Linked DNA regions of Homo sapiens: region 2 is linked to region 1. Evidence: read pairs that join two places in POLR2A ChIA-PET (ENCODE). Cell type or tissue: OCI-LY7. All regions are shown on one strand. Links, peaks and the distances in the headings refer to the core of each region. The heading gives the core; the rest is flanking DNA. Region 1 overlaps MRAS (muscle RAS oncogene homolog). Region 2 holds the start of DBR1 (debranching RNA lariats 1).

Region 1 (2,906 bases), core at 249-2,748:
TTGTTATTTTTAGACACAGGGTCTCACCGTGCCACCCAGGCTAGAGTGCAGTGGCATGATCATAGCTTACTGCAGCCTTGAACTCCTGGGTTTAAGTGATCCGCCCACCTTGGCCTCCTAAAGCACTAGGATTACAGATGTGAGCCACTGTGTCTGGTTTATATTATTTATGAGGTGGCTTGATGGTTTCAAGAATAGGTCCCATCACCTGTATGGATGAGGGGCCACTGACACATGTCCCTGTGTCTAGGGAGGTTCAGGAGTGAGGCTTGAGCCCCTGACTTAGGGATATACCTCTCCGCCCAGAGTTGTGTGAATTGAACCCTGAGTCCTATGTACCTGGATATGTTCACTAATTCCTTCTGCAAATAATTGCTAATGTACCCATCTCTCTTTTGGGCTCTGAGGACATAGCAATTGGCAAATCAAAGCCCCTGCTCTCATGAAGCTTATATTTTAGTGGGGTGAGGGGACAGAGCATAAACAAATATGTATGGTGTCAGGTGGTGATAAGTGCTGTGATGAAGGTCAGACAAGGTAAGGGAGTCACAGTGGGGAAGTGGTTACGGTCTTGTGTTGGCTGGTCAAGGAGGGCTTTCCTGATAAGGGAATGTTGGAGCAGATACCTAAAAGAGAAAGCTGCACCTGTATCTGGAAGAGAATCTCAGTCAGTGGGAGTATCAGGTGCAAGGGCCCCGAGGCAGGGGTGTGCCTGGCCTGTGTGGGGAATAGCTAGGAAGCCAGCGTGTGGAACAAGTGAGAGCACAGCTAGTAGGAGAGAGGTCAGGCAGGTAGCTGGAAGGGATTGATCTCACAGGGTTTTGTAGGTAAATGAGAAGCCATTGGAGGATTTTGAGCAGAGGAAGGACATGATCTAACATGTTTAAAACGTGGATACTTCTCAGTTCCTTATCCTGCTGCGCTCCTGGCCTGGCGAGTGAGAAGAGCTCACTCTGGCTCTGGTGTGAACGGAACACAGAGGAACCATGGCAGAATCGGAAAGACCAGTTAAGAAGCTCCTGATGATGGGCTTGGGCATTGGTGGAGGAGGTGGTGAGAAGGGTAGATTCTGGTTGTGTTTTGAAGGAGGAAACGACAGGATTTGTCGATGGAGTATTTGAGGTTATTAGAGAGGGAAGAGTCTTTGGCCTGAAGAACCAGTAGCATAGAGTTACATTTATCAAGATTAGGAAGAACAGTGAAAAACAAGTTTTGAGGGGAAATCAAGAGTCTAATTTTGGACGTGTTAAATCCAGGATGCCTTTCACACATACAAGTAGAAGTCAGGGTGGCAGCTGGATATCTAAGCCTGTAGGAGGGGAGACCTGTGGGCTGGATAGAAATCTGGGTGGTGACCTGTAAAGCTGCAGGATGAGAGATCACCAAGAATGTGACTGCGGTTAGAGAAGGACCCACCAATGTTTAGAGGCTGGGGAGAAGAGGAGACAGGGCAGGACCAGTCACTGTAGTAGGATAAAGACCAAGGGAGAGTGGCATCCTGCAGCCAAGTGAAGAAGGTGCTTCACAAAGGCAGGGACCATCAGCTAAGCTGCATGAGAGACCGGCCAGGAGCCCAGCAGGATGAGGAACTGAGAAGCACCCATTGGATTTAGTGACATGGAGGTCATTGGTGACTTGACAAGATCAGTTTTGATGGAGTGGTTGGAGATGAAAGTCTAATTAGAGTGGGTTCAAGAAAGTGGTGGAGAGGAGGAGCAGGCAGCGAGGATAGGCAAGAAGCGTTTCTGAAAGGAGGAAGAGAGAAATGAACAGTAGTGGGAGGGAGAGGTGAGGCCAAGGGGCGGGGTTTTGATTTGTAATTTTTTTTTTTTTTTTTTTTTTTTTTTTAAAGACAGGGTCTTGCTTTGTCACCCAGGCTGGAGTTCAGTGGCATGATCATGACTCACTGCAGCCTTGACCTCCCGCAGTCCTCCCACCTCAGTCTCCTCAGTAGCTGGGACCACAGGCCTGGCAAATTTTTGTATTTTTTGTAGAGACGGGGTTCTCACTTTGTTGCCCAGACTGGTCTCAAACTCCAGGGCTCAAGTGATCCTCCCAGCTCAGCCTCCCAAAGTATTGGGATTACAGGAATGAACCACTGTACCCAGCTTTATTTGTAAATTTTTTTGTTTCATTTTATTGTATTTTTGAGTTTTAAAATATATATATTTATTTATTTATTTATTTATTATTTTTTGAGACAGAGTCTCACTCTGTCACCCAGGCTGGAGTGCAGTGGCACAACCTTGGCTCACTGCAACCTCTGCTTCCCAGGTTCAAGCGATTCTCCTGCCTCAGCCTCCTGAGTAGCTGGGACTGCAGGCGCCCGCCACCACACACAGCTAATTTTTGTATTTTTGGTAGAGATGGGGTTTCATCATGTTGCCAGGCTGGTCTCGAACTCCTGACCTCAGGTAATCCACCTGCCTTGGCCTCCCAAAGTGCTGGGGTTACAGGTGTGAGCCACTGTTCCAGGCCAATGTATTTTTGTTTTAAGATGAGAGAAATTACAGCACATTTACCTGCTGGTGGAAATAAACCAATAGAGAATAGGATGATGAAGGAACAACAGTTTTAGCAGTGTCCTCGAACAGGTGGCAGGGACCTGGAGCCAGTGCTTAGCTGGAGAGGATGGTCTTAGGAGCAGAGCTGGGTCATCCACCCTAGCGAGAGGGCAGGTGGAACATGTGTTTTACAGGGAGGGAGGTGGGTTGATTTTTTTCCTCATATAACTTTTTTTATTGAGATAAAATTCACATGCAGAATTCACACGCACAGTTCAGTGGTTTTTAGTGTATTCACAGAGTTGTACAACCACGTATTGCTGATTAACAAATCAGTAATTACTGTAATCACTGCCAACTCATTCCTGAACGTATTCATCCCCAACCCTGCTCAAAACCCCC
Region 2 (2,906 bases), core at 321-2,820, 210 kb before region 1:
AAAAAAAAAAATCCAGGAGATTGCAATATAATAGTCGTTGAAGCTGGTTAACAGGTACTGAGATTCATCATACTATTCTCTACTTTTGTGTATGCTTAAGAATTTCTATTAATAAAAGTTTAAGGTCTTTAATTCAATAAAAATTGTAAGAAAAAATGAAGGGACTACAAATAGTGTGTGAGGTCTTTGCAATTATATTAGCTAGTGCTTAAAACACTAGATGAAGGGCATATTTTCATGATCAACCATTTAATAATTAACTATCTTAATTAAATTTTCACGATTAAGTATTTAAATTAATGACATTCTCCAAACACCATACATGTCAAGACACAGTCCAACTAACGCAAATCCTGATAAGCTCTTCCATCCCAGGAAAAAAAAGTATCCACAAACACAATCACATACCTAAATAATAAATGTTTGGTGCCACCCAGCCACCATAGGGTAACTCTTGCAAATGATTTGAGGCTTCATGGTTTCCCCCAATGAAGAGCGTGAGAACTGGAGCCTTTTTCTCTCCAGAGTAATACCTAGAACATAAGAGCAAAGTCAGTTACCACAATTAGGCATAGCAGAAAAGCAAATAAGTTCCGAAAAAAAAAAAGAAACTGAGTTCATCATAAAAAGTTAAAAAGCTCTTTCAAAAGGAATTGCCTGGGGCTGGGCGCGGTGGCTCCCTCCTGTAATCCCAGCACTTTTGATGGCCGACACAGGCGGATCCCCTGAGGTCAGGAGTTCGAGACCAACCTGGCCAATGTGGTGAAACCCCGTCTCTACTAAAAATGCAAAAATTAGCTGGGTGTAATCCCAGCTACTCGGGAGGCTGAGGTGGGAGAATCGCTTGAACCCAGGAGACGGAGGTTGCAGTGGGTCAATATCGCGGTACTGCACTCCAGCCTGGGCAACAAAGCGAAACTCTGTCTCAAGAAAAAAAAAAAAAAAAAAAAAAGGAATTGCCCAGTATCCATCCTTGCCCTTAGGAATGAAGAGCTTCCACCTTGAGCCTCAAGTCAGTGCCCGTTCAATTAAGTCAAGAACTGTTTCGAGTTCATTGCCATAACCTCATCTTCTAGAACCACAACAAGCACATAGCAGGGGCCCAGTAAAAACTTCAGGATCATTGAATGAACTAATTCCAGAGTCCTATCAAGTACAAGGTAGCTATCTAAACCTGTCAGCTTCTTCCTCCAGGTTATCCCCTCCCAGGCTTCGACACCCTTTGAAATGGATAAGATGTGTATGGAAAGAAGGAAAGTGACATTTCCTAAGCACCTAATGAGATAGGGTGCTAGTGAAACTGACATAATTTGGTACCTAACTGAATACAGTACCGAACTGAATACATTTCCCGCCTCCCACTACCTCACCCCTGTATTCAGTTAGGCACCAATTAGAGATACAGAGAGAACAAAGACAGGATCTAAGGGAAACAGGCAGCCAGTGGCAGAGGGAACCCAGTCCCACCCCCCCACCGCCAAGTCCGGGCCCGGCCGCGTCCTCACCTGTAGAAGGTTTGCATGTGACGATACTTGGGCGGCACGGCCATGCAGCGTAGATCCGCCTCGTTGCGCACCGCCTGGAAGTCGCCGCAGCACAGCAAGAGGTCGACAGGCCCCGGGCCGCGCCGCTCTGCCAGCGCCAGCGTCTCATAGATCTTATCCAGCTCGCCGTGGCAGCAGCCAGCCACAGCCACCCGCATTCTGCCGGCCTGAGGAGGTGAGCGCTGCCTGCAACGCCCTACACCACAGCCAGCCCAGGACCGACTGATCGCTCAGCTCCCGCCAACTTTAATAAGTATAGCCACCGCCTGGGTGTAGACTCCTGCAAAATAATTCACTTCCGGTTTCCAGATCTCGCGAGAGAGGGACCGGGAAGGTCAAACCTAATTCTGGGATCCCAGGGAACTTATTTTCTTTTTTTCCTTTTTTCTTTTTTTTTAATTATTGTTTTATGCAGTCAATATTTTTTTGTATATACATCCACAAATGTACTCTTTCCATCCTTACTCTTTTCTTCCTGGATTTCCATTTTTCTCTTTGGAATCATTTTTCTTCTGTCTGAAGAGCTCAGTTTAAGTTTTCCTGTTTGTTTAGTGTAGGCCGACGACAGATTAATTTTTTTCTAGATATTTGTTTGTTTAAAAATTTCTTTCCACTCTGGGGAAAATGGTGAAACCCTGTCTCTACTAAAAATACAAAAATTAGCTGGGCGCAGTAGCGCACGTCTGTAATCACAGCTACTTCAGAGGCTGAGGCAGGAGAATCCCTCAAACCCAGGAGACGGAGGTTGCAGTGACCTGAGATCGCGCCCCTGCACTCCAGCTTGGGCGACAGAGCGAGACTCCGTCTAAAAAAAAAAAAAAGAGACAAAAGAGAAAGAGAGAGAGAAGAAAAGAAAAGAAGCCAGTGTGCTGGCTCACACCTGTAATCCCAGCACTTTGGGAGGCAGAGGCGGGCGGCTCACGAGGTCAGGAGTTTGAGACCAGCATGGCCAACATGGTGAAACCCTGTCTCTACTAAAGATACAAAAAATTAGCTGGGCGTGGTGGCGCACACCTGTAATCCCAGCTACTTGGGAGGCTGGGGCAGGAGAATCGCTTGAACCCAGGAGGCAGAGGTTGCAGTGATCTGAGATCGTGCCATTGCACTCCAGCCTGGGTGACAGGGTGAGACTCCGTCTAAAAAAAAAAAAAAGAAAAAGAAAGAAAGAGATGTCTTTGTTTCACCTTAATTCATAAAGGGTGTGTTTACTGAGTACCGAATACCAGTTAAGCAGTGTGTGTGTGTGTGTGTGTGTGTGTGTGTGTGTGTGGTTTTTTTTTTACAAAGCATTTCAAAAATAGCATTCTATTATCTTCTGGCTTGCATTATCTTCTACTGAGAAGTCACCTATAAACTTAAGGT

What was found. Peaks named below come from ENCODE experiments on the same cell type or tissue, not always from the same donor. Only the 100,000 strongest peaks of a DNase experiment are listed, where the experiment ranks them.
Region 2: POLR2A ChIA-PET joins it to region 1 with 6 read pairs; 4 of 35 experiments call an interaction of 5 or more read pairs at or near these places.

The regions. Positions count from the first base shown.
Region 1 is chr3:138,383,337-138,386,242 of GRCh38, forward strand. The region is part of intron 2 of MRAS (muscle RAS oncogene homolog); the gene reads left to right. Among named protein-coding and RNA genes, the nearest start is that of MRAS, 36 kb to the left of the region's middle. In OCI-LY7, for the core only: no CTCF peak of the experiment used is centred there; no DNase peak of the experiment used is centred there.
Region 2 is chr3:138,173,094-138,175,999 of GRCh38, forward strand. DBR1 (debranching RNA lariats 1) reads right to left here and starts at 1,828. Exons shown (of 8, transcript NM_016216.4): 1 at 1,506-1,828; 2 at 409-533. The coding sequence starts at 1,702. RefSeq lists an enhancer at 1,534-1,743. In OCI-LY7, for the core only: no CTCF peak of the experiment used is centred there; DNase peaks (open chromatin) are centred at 1,568 and 1,828; H3K4me3 peaks cover 2,087 bases; H3K27ac peaks cover 1,544 bases.